Regions from separate parts of the Homo sapiens genome. Here region 1 is linked to region 2. Evidence: chromatin loops called from intact Hi-C (ENCODE). Cell type or tissue: prostate gland. All regions are shown on one strand. Each heading gives the region's core, and the rest is flanking DNA. Links, peaks and the distances in the headings are about the cores only.

What was found. Peaks named below come from ENCODE experiments on the same cell type or tissue, not always from the same donor. Only the 100,000 strongest peaks of a DNase experiment are listed, where the experiment ranks them.
Region 1: it touches region 2 in a loop (2.5-fold over the local background); 4 of 110 quality-filtered maps call a loop at or near these places.

Annotation. Positions count from the first base shown.
Region 1 is chr4:128,710,929-128,727,066 of GRCh38, reverse strand. No RefSeq gene overlaps it. Among named protein-coding and RNA genes, the nearest start is that of JADE1, 91 kb to the left of the region's middle. RefSeq lists an enhancer at 7,693-7,862. In prostate gland, for the core only: no CTCF peak of the experiment used is centred there; no DNase peak of the experiment used is centred there.
Region 2 is chr4:128,651,436-128,667,573 of GRCh38, reverse strand. No RefSeq gene overlaps it. Among named protein-coding and RNA genes, the nearest start is that of LINC03140, 89 kb to the right of the region's middle. RefSeq lists an enhancer at 14,513-15,012. In prostate gland, for the core only: no CTCF peak of the experiment used is centred there; DNase peaks (open chromatin) are centred at 4,053, 6,563 and 7,073; H3K4me3 peaks cover 1,039 bases; H3K27ac peaks cover 6,381 bases.

The DNA of each region.
Region 1 (16,138 bases), core at 4,809-12,808, 58 kb before region 2:
CAGCACTTTGAGAGGCCGAGGTGGGCGGATCACAAGGTCAGGAGTTCGAGACCAGCCTGACCAACATGGTGAAACCCCATCTCTACTAAAAATACAAAAATTAGCCAGGTGTGGTGGTGCACACCTGTAATCCCAGCTACTCAGGAGGCTGAGGCAGGAGAATCGCCTGAACCCGGGAGGCGGAGGTTGCAGTGAGCCAAGATCATGCCATTGCACTCCAGCCTGGGACAGAGTGAAACTCCGTCTCAAAAAAAAAAAAAAAAAACCCAAAAAACCCCAAAACCAACTAAACAAAAAAACACTGACCAAATGCTTAGCCAAGTAGACTTCAAGAGTGTTTCAGATTAGCTGGGCATGGTGGCGGGTGCTTGTAATCCCAGCTACTCACGAGGCTGAGGCAGGAGAATCACTTGAACCAGGGAGGTGGAGGTTGCAGTGAGCCCAGATGGTGCCACTGCACTCCAGCCTGGGGCAATAAGAGTGAAACTCTGTCTCAAAAAAAAAAAAAAAAAAAAGAGTGTTTCAGGATTCAGGATTATGTGACTTCTCACATTAAGGATCATCTAGAGCAGAAGACCCAACAGAGTTGGTAGCTCAAAATAATTTGCTCTAAGAACTTTAAAAATTAAAAATAATATATGATTTACTACACAGTTTAGTTGGAAATAAAATATCTTCATGAAGAGAGTGGTTTAGTGATATCAACCCAAAAGGCTTTCAGAGGGGCAACATCTAAAACAGACCGTCACTTCTAATGGTGTGTCCAATTAACTTAGAAATATCCTTGACATTTTTCCTCTGGGAAGAAAGACTTTGGGTGACAGTTTTTTTATGTTACTGTTGTTTGGGGTCGTGGAATTTTTTCTTCTCTGTTTTCAAGCCTTTAAGCAAAAAGAAATGGCCTTGAACCTAAGCACTGGAGCTTTATACCTCCTTACATACGTGTAGCTACTTTCTGGGTCATTGCACTTGTAGGTTCCTTTTTTTTTTCTTCCCAAAGTCATTTTGATAGCTCATCATTTAAAAACGACTGTTCTCAAAGGCTTCTTCCAGTTGTCTTTTAGATGACTGATTACAATCAGAAGAAGAAAAAAGTAAAATAAACTTTAAAGGGGAAAAATCCAAACCATTTACATCAGTGCCATAAAACTATTTTAGAAAACTAGCTTTCTATATTTTAATGCTTTCCATGTCTGAGGCATTTCTCCAGACTTTGGTGCTATAATTGTAACACCATCTTGACACTTCTACTTTTAAGCCACAAAGTTTTGTCTTTTCCTTTTTCAAAGAAAAAAAAAAATGTTGGAGCCAAGTGACCACTATGCATACTCATGACTCAGGTAATGGAGGCGCAGAGAAAGGTACACACTGAACAAGCAGATCTATATCCTGTGTTTGTTGATGGCACGTGGACTGGGGAAGGTGGCCAGGGCACTGAAGAAAGCAGAATGACTGAAGTTTGGACCTGTTCTGACAGGGCACTGGGGACACTGCCTGTAGGGAAGCCAGCAGGGAAGTTTCCTTTGTGGAATTTAGAAAAATGGGCCCCTGCAGGCATAGGAATTGACCCTTTAGACCTGTTAGAAAAAAAGCTCTTTTTTCCCCCCAAGTTGTTGCAAAAGGATTTCAGCCTAGATGTCAGCCCTTGCTCTATCCCTGAATCTGGTGCTCTGTGCAGGACACAACCCGTAAGATCACAGGCTGCAACCATGCCTTCATGGCAGCCTTGTAATTTACCAGTCCTTTGGCTGTCCCACCCCAAAAGGGGCATTTGTCTAGTTCATGTTTGAACCATCCAGAAATGACCTTCCCTACTCAGCCTCATTGTGACAGGAATTTTGAGGCATAAGCAGCTTGCTTTTTTTTTCTTTTGAGATGGAGTTTCGCTCTTGTTGCCCAGGCTGGAATGCAATGGTGTGATCTTGGCTCCCTGCAACCTTCGTCTCCCGGGTTCAAGTGATTCTCCTGCCTCAGCCTCCTAGGTAGCTGGGATTACAGGCATGCACCATGACACCTGGCTAATTTTTTTTTTTTTTTTTGGATTTTTAGTAGAGACGGGGTTTCACCAGTTGGCCAGGCTTGTCTCGAACTCCTGACCTCAAGTGATCCATCCGCCTAGGCTTCCCAAAGTGCTGGGATTATAGGCGTGAGCCACCGTGCCTGGAGCATAAGCTGCTTTCTGTGCACATAGTTTGGGACTGTTGAAGAAGGAGATAGGGAGAGATGAAGATAAACAGGCTCATCTTAAGACCTTTAAAAAAAAAAAGGAGTCAAAAAAAAAAAGCTGCAGTAGGCAGAGCTGGGAAAACTATTTATAACAGATAGAAAAAAGGAAAATCATATTTACTAAATGCTTCTCACGTGCTAGATATAGTTAAATGCTTTATTTATTTATTTATTTATTTATTTATTTATTTATTTATTTATTTTTGAGACAGAGTTTCAGTCTTGTTGCCCAAGCTGGAGTGCAATGGCATGATCTCGGCTCACTGCAACCTCTGCCTCCCGAGTTCAAGCGATTTTCCTGCCTCAGTCTCCCAAGTAGCTAGGATTACAGGCACGCACCACCAGTCTTGGATAATTTTTTGTATTTTTAGTAGAAACAGGGTTTCACCATGTTGGCCAGACTGGTCTCAAACTCCTGACCTCAGGTGATTCCACCCACCTCGGCCTTCCAAAGTGCTGGGATTACAGGTGTGAGCCATCGCGCCTGGCCAGGTGCTTTATTTCTTATAAATATTACCTCTTAATCGTCAAGAAACCCTAAACATTAGATAGTGTCTTTATTCTTCCAATGAGTAAAGAATCTAAATCTAAAAGAGAATATGTAAATTGCTTAAAGTCACTGGGCTAGTAAGTGGTAGAGTCAGCCCCCAGATATTATAACTCTTAATGACTAGCTTTTTCATTTCTCACAAACTGACACTTCCTGTCCCCAGATCTGACACAGGTGACCTGGGTCTGGATGGTGTGACAGGGACTACTGGCTACCTTCCAATATCCATTGTCTGTTTCTTTTTATTTATTTATTTATTTATTTATTTATTTATTTATTTATTTTTTTGAGACGGAGTTTCACTCTTGTTGCCCAGGCTGGAGTGCAATGGTGCGATCTCGGCTCATTGCAACCTCTGCCTCCTGGGTTCAAGCGATTCTCCTGCCCCAGCATCCGGAGCAGCTGGGATCACAGGCGCATGCCACCACCCCCAGCTAAATTTGCATTTTCAGTAGAGACGGGGTTTCTCCATGCTGGTCAGGCTGGTCTCGAACTCCTGACCCCAGGTGATCCACCCGCCTCAGCCTCCCAAAGTGCTGGGATTACAGGCGTGAGCCACCGCGCCCCGCCCTGCTTCTTTTTAAAAGCAGAACTCTGATTTTAGCTGAACACGTGGCCACTTAACTAACAGACTACATGTTCCAGTCGCCTTTGCAAAAGGTCACATGACTTATTCTGGCCAATGACATGTAAACCGAAGTGTGTTGTAGAACTTCCTTGAAGTTCCTTAAAGGCAGGACATGCATCTCCTTTGTCTCTTGTTAGTGCTACCTAAAATATGTATATAATCTTGAGCCGTAATGTTATCTTAGCAATAGAAGTTAAATATGGCAGAACAAAAGATGGAAGTAGGTTGGGTCCCTGACAAACTATCCACTTCCAAACTTCCTTTCTCTTTTTTAAATATTTATTTTATTTTTAATTGAGAAACAATAATTGCATATACTTGTGGGCTCATGTGGAATAATCAAATCAGGTTAATTATCATATCTATCATGTCAGATGTTTATCAGTTCTTTGTGGTGAAGACAAAATCCTCCCTTTTAGATATTGTAAAACGTATAGTACATTATTAACTATGTAGGTTGTGCATTGCACAAGGGCATTTTCCCTGAGAAAGGGGCACTTGTCTTCTAATATGCACAAAGGAGCTGTCTGATGACCAAGCAATTGCCTACAGTTCTACGTCTGCCCAGGCACTGTGTAGAATAGCTGTATACTTGTTTGTGACAGTAAGACTTTAACCTCTACTGATCTTAGTTTTCTCACTGGTAAGTTCCCAGGACCTGTGTTTTCTTACCTAAGCTAAGAACACTGGAATAGATAGGTTTAGGTTCTCCACAAGGTCTAAGAAATTCTGTCCTATTTTCTCTTTACAGAGACTCTGTGACCACTCAATCTAAAACAGTCACCCCTCCAGAGCCATTCTTTATTATACCATTTTATTATCTTCGTATATCTGGCCATTATCTGGATATGTTCTGTTCATTTATTGTTTACTTGTTTATTGTTTGTCTCCCTCCATCCCACACCATTCTAGAATATGAGATACATGAGAGTAGCAATCTTATTTGTCTTGAACATTGCTCTCTTCCCCATCACCCAGAGGTCCTGGTACATAGTTTCCAGTAAGTATTCATTGACAAATGAATGGATAGTTTTGATAGCGATATGAAATATTTTTTAAAATTTCACAAATACAAAGTACTATTATTAGCAGTAATTTAGGGTAATTTGTAAATGTTATGTTACTCTCATCAAGACCTTTGCTTTCCTTTATGCCACCTATCACATTTACCATGGAGACTTTTAAAGTTTACAAGGTAAGAAGATGATAAAAGAGAAAGACCGAAGTGCCTGTGTATAAATGAAGAACCTGGTGGAGGTGTCTTAGCTGTTATGCTATGCCTGAGTTAAAACAGCAGTTATGTTATTTTGCCCATTCAGAAACATCGTTTTAATACACATCTGGAAGGCCATCAGTTCAGGCTTTTTGCCACAGTAGAAGAAACCTGTCACAGAATAACCAAGAGATCACTGCTTTGCTCTGAATATAGAATGGAAACACACAGGTGATGAGTGAACCATTCTTTGTTTCGTGTGGGGAATCCTCCAGGCACATTCCTCATTTCGAGAAAGGTCAGATTTTTCCCACTCCCTGTAACCTTTCTCAAGTAGTCAGGCCAATCAGAAACTCCTCTTCCATCCCAGCTGCTGCGTCTGTTTCACTGGCCTCACAGTCCAGGATCCATGCTGGCTTGCTACTTGTGGAGCAGTCAGGGTACGAATTTGTTTTTTTCCTGAATGCTAGGCCCTAGTGGCTAGGGTCATCCCTTTTTAAATGACAGCTTTCTTTTGATTTCATATAGGTACCCTGTTCAGGCTTAAGAAGAACAAAAAATAAAGAGGAAGAGTTAGAAAGGAAAAAGGAAAACCAATGAGGGGAACGTTTGGTCATGACTGCTGCTGCTGTGAAATATTAAAATGCCAATGACATTATCCTGCTCATAAACAGAATAGAGATGCACAAGCAGCATTTGCAGCGTGTGATAAATGTCCTTAAAAGTAAGAAGGTGTAAAAATGAAATGAGATAGAAGACAGAGCAAAAAGGAAAAGCATAAGATGCAAATAAACAGCAGAAAAGAAGCCCTTCCGATCACTCACATAACTTGTTAAATAACATTTTAAAAACAGAAATGGTCGAATACAACTTCATGTCTTCAGTGTCTTGAACCTTTAGTTAGAAAAAGTGCAGGCCGAGCATGGTGACTCACGCCTGTAATCCCAGCACTTTGGGAGGCAGAGGCAGGCAGATTACGAGGTCAGGAGTTCAAGACCAGCTTGGCCAACACAGTGAAACACTGTCTCTACTAAAAATACAAAAATTAGCTGGGCGTGGTGGCATGTGCCTGTAATCCCTGCTACTGGGGAGGGTGAGACAGGAGAATTGCTTGAACCCGAGAGGCAGAGGTTGCAGCCAGCCGAGATTGCGCCGCTGCACACCAGCCCCGGGCGACAGTGCAAGACTGTGTCAAAAAAAAAAAAAAAAAAGAAAGTGCAGATGTACTGAATATGTAATACTAGGGATGGTTCTTCTAAATAAAAATGCTGCAGGTTCATATTATATTAACTTAATAAAGTGAATTTTTGAAAAATAATGTTTTGGCCATTTGATCATTTTATAAGATGTAATGGGATACAAAATAAATTTCTAGGTTAGAAAAGCAACTTTTTAATAAGATTAACAAAGAACACATGTAATAAGTCCAAGGTGAAATACTTAAAAATACATTAATTTGCTGGGCACAGCGGCTCATGCCTGTAATCCCAGCACTTTGGGAGGCGGTGGGGCAGGGAGGGAGGTGGACCATCTGAGCTCAGGAGTTTGAGACCAGCCCGGCCAATGTGGTAAAACCCCGTCTCTACTAAAAATGCAAAAATTAGCTGGGAGTTGTGGCAGGTGCCTCTAATCCCAGCTACTCAGGAGGCTGAGGTAGGATAATTGCTTGAACCCAGGAGACGGAGGTTGCAGTGAGCAAGCCTGCGCCACTGCACTCCAGCCTGGGTGACACAGCAAGACTCCATCTCAAAATAAATAAGTAAATAAATACATTGATTGGTTTTAAGACATGCTATTCCAAAATATGGCGCCTTGGCATATTAAATATATTTAAGATGAAGGAATTTGAGAACAGCAGAAGCAGGCAGGTTACTCTCACCTTCCCCGAGCCCCTCCCCCTCCCTGAAGGAGGTCATAAAACCTAGGAAGGTCACTTTTTGACCTACGGGCGTTTCTCCCCTGAAGCAGGTCATAAGAACCTCATGTGAGAAGTGCCCTCCTGATAGCTGGAGGGAAGGAACATCTTTATCTTTGAAGACACAGGGACACAGAGAAGAGAATCTGAACAAACAGGCCTTACTAAGATCCCCCAGTTTATTATTATTAGATCATTTTTTTTGTCCTCTAGTGATATTTCTCCACAATTGACTACTCTTCATCAAACCTAAGCATAAAAATACACAAGTTTCTTTGTTACGTCTTCATTTCCTTATGAATGAAGCCCCCCCCGTCAGGTATAAGATATTAAATACATTTGTGTGTTTTTCTGTTGTTAATGTCTTTTGTTATAGGGGCCTCAACCAGGAACATAGTGATGGATGAGGAAGAGATATCTCTTTTACCCTATAACATTGTAGGATATGCATATATCAGAAGCAGTAATGTCTTCAAATAAAGAAGACAAATGAGCAAATTCATTAATTAGAGTTTCATTAATAGTTACATCTTAGGATAGCTATTTGTTTACTTAAATAATATCCTGGATCTTGATTAACATGTGAGTATATAAAGATATTATTTGAGCTTTTGTTTCTGCTTTAAAAATCTTTTATACATTCTTTGAAAATGATACCACTCACTAATGCTTATTAATGATAGAATTAAAAGATAAAAACAATTCAAAAATGGCTAGGAGTTAAAGTCTGTGACAATGTGGTAAGGTAAAAATAAGATCAGACTTTGAAATTAGGTAGACCTAGGTTATATTTTGACTCTACCACTTTTTTCCAAAGTCTTTAATAATATATTTAAATTCTGAGCTTTGGCTTCACCACCTTTAAAATGGGGAGATTAATACCACCTCACACAATTGTCAAAATTAGCACAATGTATTTGAAAACATCTTGGTCTCTGCTGAATACACCAGAACTCAAGAAATGATATGATAATGTTCCCAGCTTACCTGCTTAGGAAACAAGCCTGTGCTCAATTTCTGCATGCAAAATACTCAAATTTAAAATAGTAACCACCTTTGGATTTTCTGAAATAAACCTAAAATAAAAGGCATCCATGAGGGAAAAATTAAGACTCAATTTACCATGGGATGCATACTTACAAAGAAGGTTATAAGTCTTTATTTTTACTTATGTATTTATTTATTTTTACATTTTTTGTAGAGCTGGGGTCTTCCTTTGTTACCCAGGCTGGTCTTGAACTCCTGGGCTCAAGTGATCCTCCCACCTCAGCCTCCCAAATTGCTGGGATTACAGGCATAGCCACTGTGCCCAGCCTTAGTCTTTAGAAGTCAACAAAAGCCAAATACTGAACTCAAATGTTTCCTCTGAGGCTTGAAAAGTTTTAGAAAATATACAAGTCATGGTATCATGATATCATGATAACTATCATGATTGCTATGTAGACATCAATTTTCTAGGTTTATAAAAATGGGCTAGGTTCAGCAGGGCTCAGACTGAGCTGGTAAGATTGGCTTCTGACTCACCAAGCTCTTCTCTCTAAAATGACTGCTATTTCATGAATTTAAACAAGTGCCACAAGTGCTCATTTCCATGTGTGACATTTTTGATAAACTTCCAGGTTTTAAACTGGTTGAGAGAGCCAGATTACAAGCCAAATTTGCTTAGTGTGAACAGTGAACTAACTCCAACATAGCCCCTCTCAGACTTTCAGTGAAATTCCTCGAATATTAGCCAATTACTTTAGTGTGAACACAACTAGCTAATCACTTTTCAACATATATAAAAAGTATAATGGGTAGAAAAGGGAGTTATTTGTAACAGAAAGATCTTTGGAGGAACCCAGGAGTGAATGGAGCCTTTTAGAAGCTCCAAGTAACAAAACAATTATGGTGTACCACCTCATATGTAATTCAAAATAAAGACTATTCCAAATCATATAAAAAGAATAAGGAACTCTAACAAAATTCTGATTTTTCACATGATGATGACTATAGAGGTCTTTTTAAAGAAATGGCAAATGTTAAATTTAAGACATTTTTTCCCTCTGTTTCCCTTGCTTTACTGAATGATGCACCAAGTTGTCAACTGCCAACTCCCCAAGAAGCCACCAGAATAATCTGTTGATCAAGTGCGGCTGAGTTTGTTGAACCTCCTGCAATGAGGGAGAGCATCACCTTGACAGAGTTCTAGGATTATCCCAGAAAGGGAAGACAGAAGCAGAAATACATAGGGTGTAGGGTGATCTTTTTTTTTTTTTCTTTTTTTTGAGACAGAGTCTGGCTCTGTCACCCAGGATGGAGTGCAGTGGTGCAATCTAGGCTCATTGCAACCTCCACCTCCCCTCAAGCCATTCTCCTGCCTCAGCCTCCCAAGTAGCTGGGATTACAGGCGTGCACCACCATGCCGGGCTAATTTTTGTATTTTTCATAGAGACAGGGTTTCACCATGTTGACCAGGCTGGTCTCAAACTCCTGACCTCAGGTGATCCACCCTCCTCAGCCTCCCAAAGTGCTGGGATTACATATGTGAGCCACCGCACCCAGCAGGTGTAGATCTGATGGACACAGCAATGAGAGGGTCCTAAAGCAAGTCTTGATAAGTGCATAGTTGTTTGATAAGAGAACTATTTGCCCAGGTAAGTGAATTTATTGCCCTGAGAAGAGGGCCATTTGCCCACATGAGCAACTTTCAAATAAATTGATTTTCAGGAATTTCCTGACACAAACAGTGAAATTATTTATTGCTCTACAAGTTTATCTTCCTGGGCAAGAATTTACTAGAGCAAACAGTAAGTCATGTTGCTACAGGTGGTCTCATTTCTCTGACCTGATAGCTAAGCTAATGGAACCAATTCTCATTGTCTAACATGGACTTGAACACTAGCAAAAGCTCAACATTAAATAAGATATTGAATTAGGAAAAAAAGAGGGGGAAGTATGGGGCCAGTCAACAAAGGAATGTGAAAAATAATTTCAAGGAGGCTTGGATAGTTGCCTGCCTTCTCCAGAACAGTGGGATTAAAGGACTTCAAAGTTCAACTTCTGCCCCAAACTGTCCAGATACACCTAAACTCATAGAAGCAGAGTTCTCTTCCAGGGAGAGAAGGTTCAACTGCAACTTATGTAGACCTGATGAACCTATTTGACTGGTCTAAGATGCTTAGATCTAATGGTGTGTTCCTCGAGGGCTGAATCTGCTCGTTCAATTTTGTATCCCTAGCCTAGGACACAGAGACATTAAGTCCTCAATTCATGCAACTGGAAATGAATGAGACTATACTAAAGGTAATAGATTGGCTCTGAATGGGGAGGTAGGTAGATCATATATAGGTATAGATTTGCCTGGTTGATAAAAAGCCCGTGTTTAAGAAGCTAAGCATTAACCACATGGGGAATTTTGGACTAAGAAAAGACCATGAAGATGCTTAAAGGACACAGAAACAGATGAGATAAAGGAAAGAGCAGAGAAGAAGAGGAGGCACCTGATAATTTAAAAATCTTGTATTTACATAGCACTTTTTAATGTATTTTTATTTATGTTATTTTATTGATCTGTACAACATTCTTGTAAGCAAAGTAGAACAAGGATCATTATCACCATTTTATGGACAAGAAAGTTGCGGCTCAGAGATGGTTAAGTGTCTTGCCCAAGGTCACAACACTAAAATTGCAGATGGGCTCTTGGGCCTAGATCTTCTAAAGCATTTTGCAACTGTTAAGATTTGGAAGCAGAACTAAAACTGTGAAAAGAGTGAGAGAAGTGTTTCTCTTTACCCCTCCAACCATAAGGACCAAGGTTTGCCGAGTTGTAAGTTCTGTAAATAGACAAGAGTGTGCTGTGAACTGTAATTGAATGGGAACTGCCAATGGAGTTGTCAGACCCTGTACACTGTGCCTGGGTGCCCTGAACATAGCCTCTGAACCACCAGAAGTCTACACTGCCATCATTTAAGCACAGATGACTGTTTTTATGCCAAAGTCCTGCGTGGCCACGTGTTTCCACAGGCAGCAAAATTTTAGTATCCCTGTCTGGCTGGGCTTAAGTTTTTGGCAAGAATTCCCTCTTCCCTTGTGAACATCTTGGAAAGCTTTTAACTGAGCACAAAGATGTTTATTTTGAGAAGCAAAAGGGACTAACTAAATACGTCCAAAACCAATCTCTACCTCTCCCACCAGATGATCCTTACTTTTATCATGTAAGATATTTTGCTACCTCCACCATCTAATAGGCAGAGTACACAGGTGATACTATCGGGACTGCTCTGAAGAAAATGGTGACTTCTAGCCCTGGAGAGGTATTAAGAGTCTAGGGTGAAAAAGCATTGAGGGAAGTAGAAACGGACAGCAGTGGTGGTTGTAGGAGGGGAAGAGTGGTACTGTTATGAAACTGAACAACCAAACGTTATGTGGGTGCCCCCCAATTGCCCGATTATTTCTCAAGTATCTTTTTGGAATGGTTTTTACTCTGGTTTTAGAAGGAATCATGTCCACACATAGAATATAATTTGGCAGGCCTTAATAATAGTGTCAAATATCACATGGTCAATAACTTTTGGGGCATGTTGATATAAAATCGTGTCATTTTAGAATTATAATATACCTTAGGGTAACTGGTTCAAGTTTCTCATTTGAGAGATGAGGAAACTACGAATCAGAAAGTTAATTGACTCTCTTGAGGTCATACATACTTCAGTGGTAAACCTAGGGTTGTAAGGCAAAACTCTCGATTTTTGTGGTTATTGCAGTGTATTGTGAAATAGCTTTTCTGAAAGCTAACATTTCTTGTTTTTATTTTTTATTTTTTTTTCTTTCCACACTGAGTTTCTCACTCTTTTAAAACGCTATCAAACTTCCCTTCCAGTGCGTGAAGGGACCTAACAAAGAAAAGGCTGAAGTTAGCACAGGGAAAAGTACCTCTTCTAAAAGTTTGGCTCAGGGACACCAACTTCAAAATTTCCCTTGAAGTATTTAATAGAATTATGGTAGTTGGGGGGCAGGGGGAGTGACTTAAAATGGAGAGAAAAGGCCGGGCATGGTGGCTCATGCCTATAATCCCAGCACTTTGGGAGGTGGAGGTGGGTGGATCACTTGGGCCCAGGAGCTCAAGACGAGCCCAGGCAACATAGCGAAACCCTGTCTCTACCAAAAATTGCAAAAAATTAGCTCGGCATGGTGGTTCATGCCTGTAGTCTCAGCTACTCTGGAGGCTGAAGTGGGAGGATCGCTTGAGCTTAGGAGGTTGAGGCTGCAGTGAGCTGTGATGTTGCCTCTGCACTGCAGACTGGGTGACAGAATGAGACCCTGTCTCAAAAAAAAGTGTGTGTGTGTATGTGTGTGTGTGTGTGTATTGGAGGTGGTGAATGAATGTCTCATAAGTGAGAAGACAGATCCCTGAGGGTCTGGGGACAAATGAAAGCACACTGGTTTAGATCAAGATGAAGTCTGAATTTCTTCATAGTGAAAATTGCAAAAAATTTATGATTAGGTCCTTGAAGTTACTGTTTGTCTCAGCTAAACAGAGCCCTTTTTGAGGTATTAACTGGTATTAGAGAGAATAACATCACTAACCCCAACAGATGGTGTAAACTTATAAATCAGTCTTATCTGGAGAGACAGAAGATCAGTATGACTTGGATCAATGCTACCTTTATTCTTCTAGAACAAATGAATGTGTAGAGGCCAAGTGGGATAGGATGCCTCTGGGATCCCTCAGTACTTGTAAGTTCTTACACTCTTAATATTCAGTTTTCCCAGTCCTTGACTTTGTCCTTTATGATTGTACCAAGCACCATAGTGCCTTTGTCACCAAGTTCCATGATTTAAAAGTAGATATTCTGGGTTTTTTGCCAATACTAGGCAATCTTGGTTGCATTTCTCTAAGTACATTTTATTTTTCCTTTTCAGGTCCAAAAGATACTAAATTTTCCCCCATAATTACACTAGACAATTTATCTCCTTGTTTTTAAAAAAGCAATAGCCATTGGATATTATGTTTCTCCTTTGCAATGGTTTGAATGTGTCCTCCAGATTTTATGTGTTGGAAATTAAATTCCCAAATTCTTATGTTGATTAGAGATAGGGCTGCCTTTGGGAGGTAATTAGAATTAGATGAAGTTGGTCGGATGCCGTGGCTCATGCCTGTAATCCCAGCACTTTGGGAGGCCAAGGTGGGCAGATTACTTGAGGTCAGGAGTTTGAGACCCGCCTGACCAACATGGAAAAACCTCGTCTCTACTAAAAATACAAAATTAGCCAGGAGTGGTGGCACATGCCTGTAATCCCAGCTACTCGGGAGGCTGAAGCAGGAGAATCGCCTGAACCTGGGAGCTGAGATCATACCATTGCACTCCAGTTTGAGCAACAAGAGCAAAACTCTGTCTCAAAAAAAAAAAAAAAAAAAAAAGGGCCAGGCGCAGTGGCTCACGCCTGTAATCCCAGCACTTTAGGAGGCCGAGGTGGGCTGATCACGAGGTCAGGAGATACAGACCATGCTGGCTAACATGATAAAACCCCGTCTCTACTAAAAATACAAAAAATTAGCTGGGCGTGGTGGCGGGTGCCTGTAGTCCCAGCTACTCAGGAGGCTGAGGCAGGAGAATGGCATGAACCCAGGAGGTAGAGCTTGCAGTGAGCAGAGATCATGCCACTGCACTCCAGCCTGGGTGACAGAGCAAGACTCCATCTCAAAAAAAAAAAAAAAAAAGAATTAGATGAAGTCATCAGGGTGGGGCCTCCATGGCGGGACTGGTGGCTTTGTAAGGAGAAGAGTGATCTGAGCTCGCGTGCTCCTGCCCTCTTGCCATGTGATGCTCTCCACCATACCATGATACAGCAAGAAGGCCCTCACCAGATGCCAGCACCATGTTCTGGGAATTCGCAGCCTCCAAAACCATATGCTAAATAAACTTCTTCCTTTTATATATAAAGGGAATTTATATATAAATTACCAATTTGTGGTATTCTGTCATATCAAAAGAAAATGGACTAAGACACTCTGCTCCTAAGAGGATACCAGTTTGAGGGTCCTTGTTAATAGTGCTGCTGTTTGCAAATTGTTATTTTGTTTTTTAGCAGACTTGTTTACTTCCTGAGATTTGTTCTCTGAAGCTGACTCCTGACTTCAGCTCAGATACAGAGAAATTCTGATAAGCCAAGAATCAAAGCAACAGACAGAAGAAAATGGTTGCCTATCTTTTAGATCTAAAAGACAGACAAGTTGCAGATCATTTAAAAGGGAAAGGAGAAGCAGCAGCAAAACAAACTGCCACACTGATTATGATGGAAAGTTACCAAAGTAATTAGGGTACTGATCTTTTGTTCTCCCAGGCAGCATTCTCAAAAGTCTTGAGGACTTTTTTGTTCTTCACTTGGCTAAATGTAGAAAAGTTTCTTGTTTGACTGTAATAATGTTTCAGTTTTCTAGGTAGGAGGTGTTTTTCCTGATTTCTAATAAGTATCAAATTGTTGTAATTACATTATTTGCAGTTTATGCTCCTCAGAACTTGTTAGGGCTTCTTCCTTCCTCTGACACTGAAACTTAACTTTCAAAAATTGTTCTTTCTTTTGATATCCAAGGAAAATAATTTGAATGATGATGCTACAGTGGTTTGGACTTTTAGGTTCCTTTTTCTCTTTGGATTACAAGGTTGACACTTAAAAAAAAATCTATGGGCCAGGCATGGTGGCTCACTCCTGTAATTCCAGCACTTTGGGAGGCCGAGGTGGGCAGATCACCTGAGGTCAGGAGTTCGAGACCAGCCTGGCCAACATGGAGAAACCCGTCTCTACTAAAAATACAAAAATTAGCCAGGCGTGGTGGCATGTGCCTGTAATCCCAGCTACTCGGGAGGTTAAGACAGTAGAATCGCTTGAACCCAGGCGGCGGAGGTTGTGGTGAGCTGAGATCGCACCATTGCACTCCAGCGTGGGTGACAGAGTGAGACTCCATCTCAAAAAACAAACAAACAAAAAACACAACTATGACTATTGTGGGCCTTCACAACTCTGAGACATCTCAGAGTAAGTTGACAAGCTTTTGTTGGCCAAAGAATGGGAGTTCCCTAGGACATCTGATTCTGTGAAGCTGTTCAGTAAGTTGGGAATTTTATCTGGAGCACAAAGTACCCAAACCCATTTTTTAAGTTAAGAAAGTGTGGTTTTTAAAAAAAATAGATTCACAAAATCTTAGACACACTTCTATGATTTGAATGTTCGTATCCTCTCCGAATTTTATGTTGAAACTTGCTTCCCAATGTAACAGTATTAAGAGGTGGGGCTTTTAGGAGATGATTAGGCCATGAGGGCTTCACTTTCATGGATAGGATTAAGGCCTTTATAGAACTTGAAGGAATGGGTTGGTCCCTTTTTGCCTTTCCATTTCTTCTGCAACATGAGGACACAGCATTCATCCCCTCCAAAGTGCCCAGCAACAAGGCACCATCTTAGAAGAAGAGATTGGGCCCTCATCAGACATCCAACCTGCTAGTGCCTTGACCTTAGATTTCCAGCCTCCAGAACTGTGAGAAATAAATTTCTATTCTTTATAAATTACCCAATCTCAGGTATTTTATTATAGCAGCTGGAAGAGACTAAGACACACACCTCCTTCAAAAGCTGTAGCCTAATTCCTCTCCCTTTGAATGAATGTGGGCTGGACTTAGTGAACTGCTTCTAATGAATAGAACATGGTAGAAGTGATGTCATGTTATAGCCAATGCTAGGTTATAAAAAGGATTATTTCTGCCTGGCTCTCACTCTAGTAGATCACTTGCTCCGGGGAAAGTCAGTTGCTAGGTCATGAGAGCACTCAAGTAGCCCTGAGAGAGTCTATGTGGAGAAAATCTGAGCCCTGCCCCCAAATCCAAGTCACGTGTGTGAGCCATCTTGAAAGGGGATCAAACCTTCAGATGACTGCAGCCTCAGCCAATAGCTTGATTCTAGTCCCATGAGAGACCCCAGGCACCCACTTAAGCTGCTCCAGAACTCCTGACTCATAAAACTGTCAGAGATAATAAATGTTTATTGTTGTTTTAAGCCACTAAGTTTTGGGGAAATTTGTTATGCAATAATAGATAATGAATACAGGCAGCAATTAGCAGAGGATACTGTTCTATTCTTGAAACCCTCTAAATGAAAATAACAATTAATGTACAATCAGATAATTATTTTTCCCCAGCTATTTACATTTTATTCTCATTCATTTGAATCACAGAAATTCCACCAAAAATGCTCAGAATCTCTACTTTTCCTTGCATCTGTACACATTTGAAAGGTTGATATGTATTATTTGCATGTGAATGCACGGATGTGTATGAAATAGGAACACCAACAAATAATAATAATAATAAAAAGAAAGGAAGAAAACTGAAAGTGAGGTACAAGAGGTACAAGCCCCCTATTCTCTTTAAATATTTTATACCTTTTATCTTTTCTGAAATACTTTTTTGTCTTGGAGAAAAAGCTTCCAAGCATGCCGATTGCTGTGGCTCAAGGTCCTAGCTTACTGTAGGACCTCTTGCTCCTTAAATGAATTTCTGGTAAGTCCTCATCTTTTGCCCTCTGACAAAAGTATCTTCTATGGCACAGATCTGAGTGTATCACCTTTTC
Region 2 (16,138 bases), core at 3,012-11,011:
GGGTTCAAGCCATTCTCCTGCCTCAGCCTCCCGAGTAGCTGGGACTACAGGTGTCCGCCACGACGCCAGGCTAATTTTTTTTGTGTTTTTAGTAGAGATGGGGTTTCACTGTGTTAGCCAGGATGGTCTCGATCTCCCGATCTCGTGATCTGCCTGCTGCGGCCTCCCAAAGTACTGGGATTACAGGCGCTAGCCACCGCACCCGGCCCAATTATTAATTGTTTATTTTTATTTTATTTATTTATTTATTTTTTGAGACGAAGTCTCACTCTGTTGCCCAAGCCAGAGTGCAGTGGTGCAATCTCAGCTCACTGCAACCTCCACCTCCTGGGTTCAAGTGATTATCCTGCCTCAGACTCCAGAGTAGCTGGGACTACAGGCACACACCACCACGCCTGGCTAATTTTTGCATCTTTAGTAGAGACCAGGTCTTGCCATGTTGGCCAGGCTGGTCTCGAACTTCTGACCTCAAGTGATCAGCCCGCCTCGGCCTCTAAAAGTGCTGGGATTACAGGCATGAGCCACCATGCCCAGCCAAAACTTTTTCAATAATTTTTATGAACTTTCCACTTCTCACCAAGTATATGAGCGTGGGGAGGGCTGGGAAATCTAGAAACTGCTCTTTAATTAGTTTGGGGCTGGTATTGACAGCACATTTCCCAACTTCCATTTTCTATCCCATGCTTCCTGCTTGTCATGTACTCTGTTCCTTTACACATCCCTAGAATTCAAGAATGGAAGAAGCACTTGTCAGGAAAACCATTTTTTCTTACCTCCAACATTGGAGAGTTTTGGCTTCCAAAATGAGAATTTCTGCCTTCCAGAATTATTGTAAAGTTTACCTATGCCCTTTCTTATAATCCCCTTCTTCATTTTTTCCCAAATGCTATGGTCCAAACGAGTCTAAAACTCTAAACCCTGTTAAAGTCCTGACCCTAAGGCAATGATATTAGGAGATGGGACCTTTGGGAAGGTGATTAGGTCATGAGGGCAAAGCCCACATGAATGAGATTAATGCTCTTATTAGAATAGGCTCAAGGGACTTCTTTTTTTCACCCCTTCCACCATGTGATGGCTCAGCCAGAAGTCACCATCTGTAGACCAGCAAACGGGCCTTTACCAAACACCGAGTCTGCTAGTGCCTTGATCTTGGACTTCCCAGCCTCCAGAACAGTGTGAAATGAATTTCCGTTGTTTATAAGCAACCCAATTTAATGGTATTTTGTTATAGCAGCCTGAGCAGGCTAAGACACCACAAGATAAGGAGAGACTAATCTGATTGGTGATATAGAAAAGTACTGAAATAGCTCAGCTCCTCTGGGCTTTCTCTTTAGGGCTGCCTGCCTACAAGCCAAGCTGCCCCTTAGCTCCAGCTTCCATGTGGTATCCCATATGGTCTGGTGGGTCACACAGTGAGAAGCAGAATATCTACCTCCATTCAGCTGCCTGAGTGTGTGCTTGGCAGATCCAATGTGGCTCTTTCTATGGGTCTCAAGAAATCGACTTCAGGCAAAGGAGAAAGGCCTTGATTTCAGCCATAGACCTATTCTCCCTTTCAGCATTTTTCAGCAAGAAAGCAGATATTTGGATCTCAATGGACTCTTGTGACTATTTCTCATTTGGCACCTCAGAGATCTCAACACCTCAGAGATCTCAACTAGTGTGAACAGGATTTAGTATGACCTCATCTCTTCTATTCCTTCTCACTAGTGTATAGTTATTGTGGGCATATTATTAGAGGAGGACTTTAACCATGAAGTACCCGCAGTCCAACCTCCCTCATTCTCCCAAGGAGAATGATGCTTGGAAGATATCGAGTCACCCATACTCACATGAGTAGTCAGTGTCAGAACCAAGGCTTGGAACAAACCCAGGTACTCTGACTCCTGGTCCAGAATTCTTGCCAGAGTGTTATGTTGCCTCTTCTTGGCTAAGTAGAATTCAAAGCAGATATGTGCTGGTGGACAAAATTCTCTGGACTCTCACCTTGGGTTCTGGCTCTCTCCTAGGTTTCCATTCTGAGTTTGATGTGGATCCAGTTATTACTAGCTTCTGGTCCTCTTATCCCACCTGGGTGTGAAAACTGCATGCACTACACATCTAGGTATCCCCAACTTGTCTGCAGGCCCCAGGAGAACTGAAGTGTCATAAAATATGATTCTTGAGCCTTCTAACTCAAAACCATCTTGTTGGAAGTAAGGCTGTATAAGTTTTGTATAAAGCATGTAGGGTCAGTTCTAACAGTCCAGAAATTTTATAACATCAGTGTATTTTCTAGGTCTAAGCTCTGTGGACTTGTCTTATTCTTCTTCTTCTTTTTTTTTTTTTTTTTAGTGTTTTCTTTTCTTTTCTTTCCAGCTCTTTTTTTTTTTTTTTTTTTTTTGAAGTGGAGTTTCACTCTTGTCACCCAGGCTGGAGTGCAATGGCACGATCTCGGCTCACTGCAACCTCCGTCTTCCGAGTTCAAGAGATTCTCCTGCCTCAGCCTCTCGAGTAGCTGTGATTACAGGTGCCCACGACCACGCCTGGTTAATTTTTGTATTTTTAGTAGAGACAGGGTTTCACTGTGTTGGCCAGGCTGGTCTCAAACTCCTTACCTCAGGTGATTCATCCACCTCAGCCTTCCAAAGTGCTGGGATTACAGGCGTGAGCCACTGCACCCAGATTTTTCTTAGTGTTTAATGTCATAAAGTCTAGAACTCCCTAGAATGACAAATGTGCTGTGGCAAATGATATTTCACATCAGTCATTTTGACTTATTATTTCCAAATGAAGCAGGATTGTCATGAGAAATACATATCACTGTACAATGGGTATAACCATAGTTGAATACACTGCAAATCTAAAATCACGTGTTTTTCAACCACTCTAACAAAGGTAAAGGGGTAGAATCATTGGGAAAGTATCCCTTATGTAACTCACAGGTAAGTTGTATCTCTACTTTCAGGTCCTGACAACATATGCTTGATCCCAGCTTATTGGACAGCATGAATAGAGCTGGGACCTCTGTTGTCTGAAAGGGAGGGAAGACCCAGGAACCATGAGCAGGAGAGGTGACTGGTTTCTGGAAGGCCCAGGTGATAGGGACTTCCAGAGTGTGCGGGTGGGCATGGGTGTGCTTGGTGGTGAGCAGAACATGAAGGTGGGGCACATGGCAGGGCTCTGTGCTTCCTTTCATGCCTTGGCTTCCTGGAAGGTCTTAACTGGCAATAGCCATCTTCAAAGAGAAGTGGCTGCTGCAGCCCTAGTGCAGTGAGACCCGAGACAGAGCCTTCAGTCCACCAGCCTGAACGACTGATATTTAAATGTCCTAATTAGAGATTTGTTTCTTTATGAGGATGGTATATTTTGAAAACATTAAACTATTTTATTTGTAATCCCCCTCGTCTCCCATTATCATCCCCAGCAGCTTAATGGACCAGACAAATGCTACCTTTTAAAAAGGAGTTATAACCTGAGAAAAGCCTCTATCAGGTAGAAAGGGGCAGGGGAAAAAGGTCCTTTTGTCTCGGAAAACTATGAAAATTAAGCAGTTAGCATGGATGTTCTGATCTGACCTTCTGGGACAAAATCCTGGAGGAAAGAGCAATGAGATGGGTTGAGGAGAAATCCAAAAGCGGAGAGAGTTTATACTCCACTCTTCTAACCAGGAAATCCATGATTCCTGTAGCTCATTAGCAGGCAAGCTGTATCTCCCACTGTAACTGCTGGAGGAGACCACCACGCTTGGTGGCTCCACTGGACCAAGAAGCCTCATGAGCAGAATAAAAATGGTGGCACAGCACAGTCTCCAACTGGAGAAGACTAAGTTGGCATTCCTAAGCTTCCTTCAGCAGCCTGAACACCCAAAGTGCCCAGGAGTTCCTGCCAGTTCTGGGGCTGCAGAACGTAGATAATGAGGCTGGCCTGAGTTTGCCATGAGAGAAGGAAAGAGACTTGGGCATAGGGCTGCAGGGCACGCCACCTAGGCTAGGGAAGTGACTGACACTCAGGTGTCACAAAGTCAGTGCCTCAGGCCTGACCAAGCTAAGATTGAAACAGGTTATCTGGCAGTTTGCCCGCAAATACAGCTGCTACCATTTCCTCTTCTACCTAGATGTATGAAGACAAGGAGTCTGTTTTCCTTCCCCTTGAATCTGGCTGACACTGCACCTTGTTTTGACCAAAAGATTGTGGCAGAAGTGATGTTATGTTGGTTTGAGGACATAGCCTGGCAGATTTTACTTTTGTTCTCTTGGAAGCCAGTTACTGTGATGTGAAGAAACAGGTTACACTCCTGAATGGTAAGAGGATGTGAGGAAAAAGACCCTGGAGGGGTCCAGCTTGGATGTTCTAGCCCCAGGCAAGCTCCCAGCTGAATACAGCCATATGAGTGACATCCACTCCATCTTGTGGAACAGAAAATTTGCCCAGCAGAGCCCAGTCAATCCACAAAATCATGAGATGTAATTGTTTTCATTGTCAAAATGATCGTTTAACCCACTAAGTTTTGAGGTGGTTAGTTATGTAGCGTAAAGTAATTATAATAAACAAAAATTCATCTGTCACAGATTTCATCAGTGGGATCCAGCCCAACCAGAAATAAGCCCATCGCAGTAGTAGAAACCAGCAAGGATCCAGAGAACAAACAACCGTTGAGTCTGAGGCCCTCTCTCCTCTACCTTCATGTACCCATGCACTATTTTGAGAAGGAGCAGCAGGAGGGGAAGAAAGAAGTTAGAAAAGCTGGTGTGGTAGGCAGAGTCATGACCTCCAAATATGTCCACATCCTAATACCTATAACCTGTGAAAAATTACCATACGGGATAAAGGGCAATTAAAATTGCTGATGGAAAGCCAAGCACAGTGACTCTTGCCTGTAATCCCACTGTGGGAGGCTGAAGTGGGAGGATCTCTTAAGCCCAGGAGTTTAGGATCAGCCTGGGCAACATGGTGAAACCCTGTCTCTACAAAAAATTAGCCAGGTACCACTGTACTCCAGCCTGGGTGATACAAAGAGACCCTGTCTCAAAAAAAAAAAAAAAAAAAAAAGGTAATTGATGGAGTTAAGATTGCTAATCAGCTGACTTTAAAATAAGGAGACTAACCTGGATTGTCCGGGTAGACTCAGTATAATCACAAGAGTCCTTAAATGTGGAAGAGTCCGTTCAGAGAGGAGAGATGTGAGAACTCTACACACTGTTGCTGGTTTTGAAGATGCAGGAAAGGACCATAAACCAAGGAATATGAGGGGCCTCTGGAATCTGGACAGTGCACAGAAATGGATTATCCCCTAGAGCCTCCAGAAAGAGACATAGCCCTGCTGACATCTGATTTTAGCCTAAAGAGACCCATTTTGGACTTCTGAACTATAGAAGGATAAGATAATAAATTCATGTTGTTTCAAGCCACTAAGTATGTGTGCTTTTTTGTTTTTGTTTTTGTTTTTTTTTTGCAACAACAGAAAACTAAAAGAGGTAAATTGTAAGTGATTAGATGATTGCTCCAATTAAGACTATCTTAAGATAGAAAAGACTGAGATGGCTTTAAATAGCAATTTTAGGAGTTTTTCTTCATAGCACCCAGTGTGGGAAGGCCAGAGAGTTAAGATTAGATCTTTCATGGGAAACAAAAATTTACTTTTTTGATTTTCACACTCTTGAGTATAGTGAGTTAAATTTGGGACCTGTTGGACATTTGTTCTGAAACTTGATTTTCTGTTAAAACAAACTGTCCTTGGAAGAGTCACACATTAAACTTTTCAGAATGAATGAGTTTATCTGATTGCTTCTGAACACGGGGCTTGAGTGAGGGGAGAATGGAGGAAATAGTCAAGCCTTGAGCATCCAGATTCCTGGGGTGGGGAGGAGTGGGGAGGAGGTAACGAGGCCAGGTAATTCCCAACTCCAAGGATGTGGCAGACATCATTGCTGTCCTTGAGCAGAGCTGTTATCAGTCCCACACAACGCCTCTCTTTACGAACAGTCTCAGAGGCACCATAAACTCTGCATCATGTGGCACTGAGTGCAGGTAGGAGTTCATTATGCCCAACAGCGAGACCAATCGCTTCATGTTACCTAGGGCCCTCACATTCTCATTGTTTTTTTCCACTGCATTTCAGATACCTGTGGTTTCAGCCCTGTAATTGGAACATCACATTTCATCATTGGTCTCTGGTTCTCCAAAGTAAAGGCTTTTTGAACCAAAAGTTAAAATATCAGCTTCCCGTGATCATTATCATCAATTATTATTCTTCACTCTTGAGGTGATACTTAACCATACAATGTTAGAAACACCATTGAATAAGTACTAATGAAATACTTCATAATAATACCACATCATTATTGTAATGATTACCAGGGATTTGTCATTCCTAAGACACACAAATATTTGGGGTATTTCAAGGCAACTACACAGGTCCTTGGATGCTCTTGAGTTCACTCTTAATTGTTTAGAATAGGGAGTGAGGGAGAAAGCTGGGGTAAGGAGGGGAGGGAAGCAAATCAGAGTTAGGTGATTGCTAAAGTCCCTGGGAGGCACAAGAGTGTGAGCTCAGGCATGAGACTACATAAACGCGGTCAAAGTCACTCTAACATTCTGTGACTCTGGGAGGTTACTTACCTCTCTGTCTATATAAGAAAAAAGGTGGGTGCAGTAAGAACAGTGCCTGCATCATAAGACTGATGTGATGATTACATAAGTTAATTCATATAAACACTCTGTTCTAAGTAGAAAGCCAATGCTTGATGAATATTAGTCATTTTTATACAGAACCCCAAAGTTGAGAAATCAACTCTTTCACAAGAACACAGATATTTTCCTCACTTACTGCATTTTACTAACTTCAAGATCAATGTTTCATTCACTTTGATTCCTTCCTCACGTGAGCTTGGTGTCCAGTTCCCTGCATATCTGGAGTCCTTGGAAACTTCTGAGAAGATTGATGCTGTTTCCAGGTTCCCTTATCAGGCCTCTGTTTCTGTTTCCCAACTGCTGCCTTTCCCCATGTGGTTCCAATACCAAAATATTTAGTCCATCTGTCCCAGAGGGTTTGGACTTTCTCTTCATTTGTGCTTCTTGAAATAATATGCTCCTGAGGCACAGACTGTTCCTTCATCACTAAAAAAGGTCAAGCATTTATTAGTCTGTGTATAAACATGACAACAAAGGAGTCCTTGTAAAAATGGAATGTTCAGCTTGGATAGAACACAGAGTAGTTCCTCTTGAATCTGGCAACTTCCCTTGGTTTTCATATCCTTTAAGTACACCATGTTAATATCACTGTTTCTTTCTTGAATTCCCAAGCCTTCCTTATAAATCCCCACGAACCCTTTGAGGTGCAAGTTTATTCATTTATAGAGCCTATAAGTACAATTTCTTTTTCAATTCAAACACATTAACAGGTTGTTCAGATAAACCAATTCTTTTTTTTTTTCTTTTTTTTGAGACAGGGTCTCACTCTGTCACCTAGGCTGGAGTACAGTGGCACGATCATGGCTGACTGCAGGCTTCACCTCCTGAGCTCAAGCAATCTTCCTGGCTCAGCCTCTTGAGTAGTTGGGACTACAGGCACGCACCACCACACCTGGCTATATATATATTTTTTATTTTTAGTAGAGACAAGGTCTCACTATGTGCCCCAGGCTAGTTTCAAACGTCTGATCTCCAGCGATCCTCCTGCCATGGCCCTCCAAAGTGCTGGGATTACAGGTGTAAGCCACCACACCCGACCCAGATAAACCAATTCTAATACTATGGATGGAAGGTGTACACTCCTGTGTGTTACACAACTACTTATCATAATAAAGGAAAATGACTTTGCTTTGCCACCAGCTGCCATTTCACACAGATGTGGCTCTGATCCCCTTGAGCAGCAACTCCTGGAAGCCCAAATTCTGGTTCATTTTCTTCTTGCTCTTCAGATGACACTAACCAAACACAGAGCTCTATCACCATGGTTTTCCCATTCCTCATGGAAGCCAACCACTGTCTGCATTAGCCTGTTCCCTTCTTAAGCCTGATCCTTTTAGACATTATATATCATCTATCTTTGTAAAACATAGCTTCTGTTTCAGAACTAGTAACACAGTCTGGGTTTAAAAAAGTTTTCATACTTCCATGTTGTCTCTATAAGCTGTTGTGAGACTTCAATGTACATAGGGCCCATTAAAACCAGTTTTTTCAATCCGCATTCCTTTTCATGCTAAGAATGTCTCAATATGGGAGCATTCTCTTTTTTTTTTTTTTTTTTTTTTTTGTCTTTTGAGACAGAGTCTCGCTCTGTCGCCAGGCTGGAGTGCAGTGGCATGGTCTTGGCTCACTGCAACCTACCAAAGTGCTGGGATTACAGGCATGAGTCACCGCGCCCGGCCAGGAGCATTCTACATGATCAATAGTGTTGTTGGTGTTCTTGTCCTTTTTATTTATTTATTTTTTTGAGAAGGAGTCTCGCTCTGTTGCCCAGGCGGGAGTGCAGTGGCACGATCTCGGCTCAGTGCAGCCTCCATCTCCCAGGTTCAGGTGATTCTCCTGCCTCAGTGCTCACTACCACCCCCGCTCCCCACCCCCCATCCAGTAGCTGCAATTACAGGTGCGCACCACCATGCCTAGCTAATTTTTGTATTTTGGAGATGGGGTTTCTCCATGTTGGTCAGACTGGTCTCAAACTCCTGGCCTCAGGTGATCCGCCCGCCTCGGCCTCCTAAAGTGCTGGGATTACAGGCATGAGCCACCGTACCCAGCCTGGTCTTCTTGTTCTTGTTCTTTTTGTTCTTGTTTTGGCTCTCTCTTCCTCCTTTTCCTGCCCCACTCCTCTTCTTCCCCCTTCTCTTCCCCCTTCTCCCCTCCTTCTCCCTTCTCCCCTCCTTCTCCCTTCTCCCCCTTCCCCTTTTCCTTCTCCCTGTTCTATTTTTCTTCTTCTTAACCTGACTTGCCTTTTTGTCCAGAGCTGGCCAGGAAAGCAATGAGGCTTGGAAAAAGATCCACAACATGTTGGCTCACTAAATACTTACTTTACCGCTATGAATTTCTCTGGTGTATGGCAGGAAGTCACGTGGTAGTATATTTTTAACTTGATGTCAACTTGTATTATTTTGTAAATACATAAGTGAATATCAGCCCTGAAATTTAGTGGCCTATCCTTCTCACAGGAAGTACAAAGTACATTTCATTCAAGTGAATGAAACAAACATCTGCTTTCAGGGCTGGCCCCAACTTACTTTTCTAGTTTCTTCAACCATATGCCCCTTGACTTCCCCAACACACACACGCGCACACACACCCCACCACTACACAGCACACACACACTGCTGTTGGCACATCATATTTTTCCCTTTCCTCTGAGCTTAGGACAGTTTTTGAGCTCCAATTAGGGGAATGAATGAATGAAATGAGCTGTGCAATCACGCCCTGCTTTTCTGGTCATCTTTTCCCTGCCTTTTGGACTATCTCCCTTCCCACTACCCCATTTTTATGGAGGAAGTTTCTATTCATCTTTCAAGGCCCAGTTTGCTGCTGTCTCTTCTTCAATCCTCACTCAGGATTACTCTCTTCTCCTCCTTCTACTTACAGGGTTTTCCTTCTTCAATATCACTCCTGCTCTGCCTTTGTTTGCCTTTTTTTGTTTGCTTTTCCTCTTCTCTCCTTACAGTAAAAGTTTCTTCATGGTAGAAAATGTCTTTTTCATTTCTGTATCTCCCAGTCGAGCACAATGGCTGCCATAAGATAAGCGCTGAGATGTTTAATGTCTACTGGTAATTGAGCTCAGAGAGGATGACTTTCAAATTCCAGGCATACAGTACAGTGGAAAGTGTCTAATACCCAAGAAACAGGATGCACAGTGGGAGTTTACATATGGGCACTCCAATGTAGATACCCTGTAGTCACTCGAATCTATGGGTCTGGAGCTGAGGCGAGATCAAGACTAGATATATAGAGTCAGGAGTTACCAGTGTAGCAGTGAGAATTAAAACCAGGGGAGTGGGTACAGAGTGAGAATTGAGGAGGGCTGAAGAAAGTCAACGTTTAAGGGTGGACAATGGATGGGACCCAGCAGTGGACTCTGAGAAGGAGTGGTTTGAGAGGTGAACAAAAAGAGAGTAAAGTCATACAAGCTAGGGGAGGAGTCAAGTTCAAGAAGGATGGTGGTGACTAGGGTTAACTGCTACAGTACTAGGGCAGCTGCTAGATAGAGGTGCAAGGTCAATATAGGCTTTTCAAAGGAGGGAAGTGTTGCTTTTCTTTCAAAGGTTCTTATTTTCAAGGTTGAATCAAATATTTGATAATTAAAACCTTAGGGGTCTAGGAGCTATAGGAACCAAACTCTCAGACAATTATAAACCTCATCAAATCTCACCAGGAAAACTATATTCTAATCTGGATTTCCCTGCTTCTCCCTATAAAAGGCATTACAGGAATATGACAGAAATTTTGTTCACAGCCTGTGACTACCTTAGAGTAATTGAGGATCTTTAAACCATATGTCCTCCGTAGCTGGTGAAGCCTTGTCTTCTTGTGGGGTCACTGGGAAAGGGTTCCTAAAGAAAGCCTTTGAGAGTGTGAAGAATATCATTAATCACCACTGAGCCTCCAAGAGTAAGAGAAAAGTAGCACTTAAAGGCAAAAGATGCCTCGAGATAGGCATTTTAATTTTTTGCCATGATAACAATCGTTATCACAATTTAATTTATATTTATTTGCATTTGCATTATTTAAATTGAAAGAAAATATGACCTTCTTTCTGAAATAGATTAAATTAGTATCAGTACAGAAATGACTACGTAATATTTTTCTTTTCTTATTTTATTTTTGGAGTAGAGAAGCAACCCATCTATCCATTCTTTCATCTGGTTTTTCATACACCTATCCATCTATCCATATATCTATCTGTCTGTCTGTCTCCCCAAATCATTTTAAGTCCCCCTTATGAGCTTTATGTATTCTGTAAGACCCTAAACCTGTAAAAACGAGCAGGACCAGATCAACATAGTCACCATTCATTATATATGAATTTGATCTAAAACATCATTCAAATTAAGTCAGGGATAAGGAGATCATTTAAAGATAAAACCTAAAGATATGCCTTAGGAGGCATCTCTGTACTTCTTCAGTGTACTAATGCTCGCTGGCATTATTGCTATCACTGATAAATGTCAAAGGGGAGAGTGATATTTTTGGAGTTGATTTTTTTACCCTATTACAAAAATAGATTATAAACACACATATGTCACAGAAAGAACTTAAGCTAATATTTCTATATAGGGACAAGCATTAGCATATTTTTAAAGTTCACAGTTACATTTCTGTTGTCAGTTATAATCGTCTCTTGGTTTGAACTCATTATTTTAAGATAGCTATCAAAAATCTATTGGTATAATGTAATCTGCTTAAATTTCACAAGTGTGTGAAAATTTTACAGTCAAAGAGTTCCTAAAGGAAGCTGTGTAATTCAATATTTTCATATAACCATCTTCATAAAGGCACAGAGCTGACTTAAACCAACAAAGGATAGTCCCTAATAACAACAACATAAAGCTATAATTGAACTCAAATTCATGAATATTTTATTTTTAGATAGTTATTTTCCACTCGGACATTAGTCTAAATCAGTATTTAGTTACAATTTACACTAAGCATATGCTTTGGAGGAAGACCATAGATAAAAAGCAAAGTATAAATGAGTCAAAGTTACCCATATCATCATGACACTCTACCACAGGTCCCTTTGCTCCTCTTAGAAGGCAGCTTAGTACCTCCAAGGTTGGAGAAGGCACTAGGTTTATCTGGATTTCTGCTCAGAGAAGTGAATGATACAATGTTTTACATGAGAATCTTGGAGAAAGCTAAGATTTCTCCAACCTTAGAGGGGATTCCCTTTCTAGAAGCCCCTTGCTTGCTGTGTTGGCAGTTGGAATGCCATATTATACAATATACTCGCTTTATTTAGTCAAGGAGACTGTTGAGGCAGTGTCAAACAGCAGGTACAAGAGCTGCAGGAGCTCTTATTATTCATCACAGTTTGGCAGCCTGATGGGTAAAGACAAGTATTGGTGGGATACTCAGGTCACAAACTTCTTTTTCCCACTGCACTTGCAGGGTATGCATTAGTCAGCTCTGCTACTGTAACAAGCAACCCCAAAATCTCAGTTACAACTACAAATACTTATCCTGGATCTGGAATAAAGAAGACAGGTGCATCAAAACTGGCTTTATGTCTTCTTCATTCCAGATCCAGGCTGAAAGAGCAGTCCATTTTGGGGTATGCCATTCCTATGACAGAGAGAAAACAGCAAGAGAGCTGGTGGAATACAATCACTCTTAAAGATTTGGCACAGATGAGGCATAGTCAAGGTCACCCACAAGGCCTAGTCACTCACGTGCCCAAGCCTGACATCAAAGGTGCAGAAATTGTAGACTCTCCCATAGGAGGTACTCCAAGAGAAGGAGAATAGGGTCTGGAGGCAGGGAACCTAAGGCTGATTTACCCTGACTTCCTAGAACTAAATCAAAAGGAAAAGCCTGACTTTCCACACCCAAGTAACAAAAGGATGAGAGGCTACTGCCTTTGCAACCCCCTTCCCCGCTTTTCCACATGGTAGATGAAAAATTGAAAGTACCTCTGATTGGTCCCCCCTCACAACCAATCAGACTGATCTTGGGCCAAGTCTTCGTTTGCATAGGAGTATAACTCTATAACTTCATTTCAGCCTCTGATTGGTCACTTTCCACAACCAATCAGACGTTTGCATAGGTTGCAACTTTGTAACTTAACTTCAGCCTCTGATTGATTGTTTTCCTTAACCAATTGGGCTGATCGTGGGCCACTACTTCATTTACACAGGATGTACACCAAATAACCAATGAAAAACCTCTAGAGGGTATTTAAATCCCAGAAAATTCTGTAACCAGAGCTCTTGAGCTGCTTGCTCGAGCCTGCTCCCACTCTGTGGAGTGTACTTTCATTTCAATAAATCTGTGCTTCTCTTTTGTTGCTTTGTTTGTGCATTTTTGTCCAATTCTTTGTTCAAAATGCCAAGAACCTGGATACCCTTCACCAGTCACACAAGTCTGTGTAATCTGTCAGAATGGGGAGTGAGTTGCTGGAAACAAAAACACAATCTATGTTCCTTGCTGCAGCCCCTACCCAGTTCTCCAGCCTATTCCTTCAAGCCCCTCCTCTTCAATGCCAGCTCAAGGAGGGTAGTTTGGAGAGCTCCATGGTGAAGGACTGTGCCCAAGAAGTGGGGCTGCAGCAGCTGTTGTTGCCATTCATCCCTGCTTTGTTCTCAGCGGCCTCTAAGTGCAGAAGGCGGAATAAATTGGCAAGAACTGAAGATGAGTTGGAAGGCAAACAAGAGAACTGAGAGCTTTCTCATTAACTAAAGGGGTCATTGAGATAATGCTTGAGGCAAGAGGCAGAGTGACCTTTAGGTACTTGGCTGGAGGGCTGTCCTGAGAGAATGGAATGAAGCTCACCCCTTAAAGCCATCATCCCCTTCAATTAATATTTACTGAGCACTACTAAGACACTGACCCTGTACTCAGAACTGTAAGCTTTCCTGGGTTGGAAAAGGCTCTGACTAATTTGCACATTAAAAAGCACACAGACAGAGGAACCCACCTTTTTTTCCCTTTCCCAGTCACCCTGGGAGAGACCGTCTTCTCTTCTTCATTCATGTGTGGAATCCCAATTAAGCGTAGTAAACAAAGGAAACTTCTTACATTGTGATTTTCCTCCCTCTTCCCTTGTTTTATTTGCAGTCTGGATTTATTGCTCAAGAATTACCTCCTTTAAGCATCATCCCCTATTAGCCAGAGAGATAAAAGCCATAAAGGGAAGGGAACTCCTTCAGTTCTCTTTGCCAGTTGTGAGACAGAGCAGCTGCGTTTACAAGGGGAGTTGACATCTGTTGACTGAGCCGAGCCTGTCCTGCCCCAGCACTGTGCTCATGCTTGGAATGCAAACTGCAGCTATCAGAGACAGCGCCGGGGTTTAATAACTGCTTGAGCCCAGAGCAAATCTACTTGGGCACTAGAAAAGAAATTGTATAGTTTTAAAGCAGATGTATGCTCTTAACGTGGTTGGCTTGTAAAGCAATAAAACTTGGGGTTTTTCCCCCCTTAGCCTATCACAACTCTTAGAATAAACAGTGTACTTAAGACAGGGCGATTCTATCACAATTCCATGTAATATTTAGTCCATATAACAAGATAAAATTTGAATTAGCATCACATATAGAAGGCATTTCATTTTCTCACATACAGTACAATATTAAGCGCAAACAACATATGTCTCCATGGTTATAAACAACAGCGTCATGTTTGCAAAACAGATCCTATATGTAGAACGTCTGTAAATGGGAGAAAATATGGGGCTTTTGTTGGTTAAAATGATGTTAAATATTTCAAGTCGCATGATCTTTATAAGAAACATTTTCAGGGGCCAGGCGCGGTGGCTCACGCCTGTAATCCCAGCACTTTGGGAGGCCGAGGCGGGTGGATCACGAGATCAGGAGATTGAGACCAGCCTGACCAACCCTGATGGGGTTTAGTAGTGAAACCCCATCTCTACTAAAAATACAAAAAACTAGCTGGGTATGGTGGTGCATGCCTGTAATTCCAGCTACTCGGGAAGCTGAGGCAGGAGAATCACTTGAACCCGGGAGGCAAGGGTTGCGGTAAGCCGAGGTCGCTCCACTGCATTCCAGCCTGGGCAACAAGAGCTCTTTCTCTGTGACCTTGAAAAAATCAACTGGTCTGAGCCTCCATTTCTTCACCTGCCAGAATAAGGATGTTGGGCTAGATCAAGGTTTCTTTAGGTGTATTGTGAGGAACATTATTTCTGAGGAAATTAATGGGAGTAATTTTTTAAAAATTATTTTTGGCTGGGCACGGTGGCTCATGCCTCTAATCCAAGCACTTTGGGAGGCCAAAGTGGGTGGATCTCCTGAGGTCAGGAGCTCGAGACCAACCTGGCCAACATGGCAAAACCCCACCCCGTCTCAACTAAAAATACAAAAATTAGCCAGGCGTGGTAGTGGGTGCCTGTAGTCCCAGCTACTCGGGAGACTGAGGCAGGAGAATCTCATGAACCCGGGAGGCGGAGGTTGCAGTGAGCTGAGATCGCGCCACTGCACTCCAGACTCCAAACGGAGTCTTGCTCTGTTATATTTGGAGGGTACAATGCAGATTTCTTACATGCGCACATAGCATACTGTCGGAGTCTGAGCTTTTAGTGTAACTGTCACCCAAATAGTGAATGTAGTACCCAATAGGTACATTTTCAACCCTCACCCCCCTCCTGCCCTCCCACCTTTTGGAGTTTCCAGTGTCGATTATTCCACTCTGTAGGTATGTATGTATGGACATGTGTATTCAAGGAGTAATATTTTTAAAAAGGCATTCCATGGTCAAATAAGTTTAGGAATTGTGACATTAAACAAAATTAAACATATTTCTTTATTCAGAAATTTAGTGTGCTAATAATATTCACCACGATGCTCCAAGAGGGAGGCAGAGTATGCATTTCCCTTATTTATTTTACCAAAAGCTTTTTCTTGTAAAACGGTTCTCAGAACTAGTCCACACACTGGACTTTAAAGACCCTTTAACTTATGACATTCTATGATTCTATTGCCTTTTTATTCTGCTTATCTTTCCAATTTTTCTCACCTATTTCAGGAAAAGACCTACTTGGGCTTTTGAATTCATTCAGAAGGTGAAGTTTAGTTTGTTCCTCATTTCTTTCATCCTTTATTCTTTTTTCTCCTACAAATTTTTTATTTTGAAAAACTTTAAGCCCTCAGAAAAGTTGGAAGAATAGTACAATACGTATATATTCTTCACTTAAATTCAACAATTGTTAACATATTGCCTCAGTTGCTTTCTGTCTCACTCTCTCTACCCATGTGCCTAGACACACATATACATTATATATATATTCTATGTATAATTTTATTGCTGAACTATTTGAAAATAAATTTCAGACATCATGACACTTCATCATTAAATACTTAAAAATGTATCTTCTAAGAACAAGGAAAATTTCCTGGGTAACCTCAAAACCACTACTGCATCTGAGAAATTGAACATTGATTAATATCATCTAATGTATACTCTGTGTTTAAATTTCCCCAATTGACTCTAAAATATCTTTATTTTA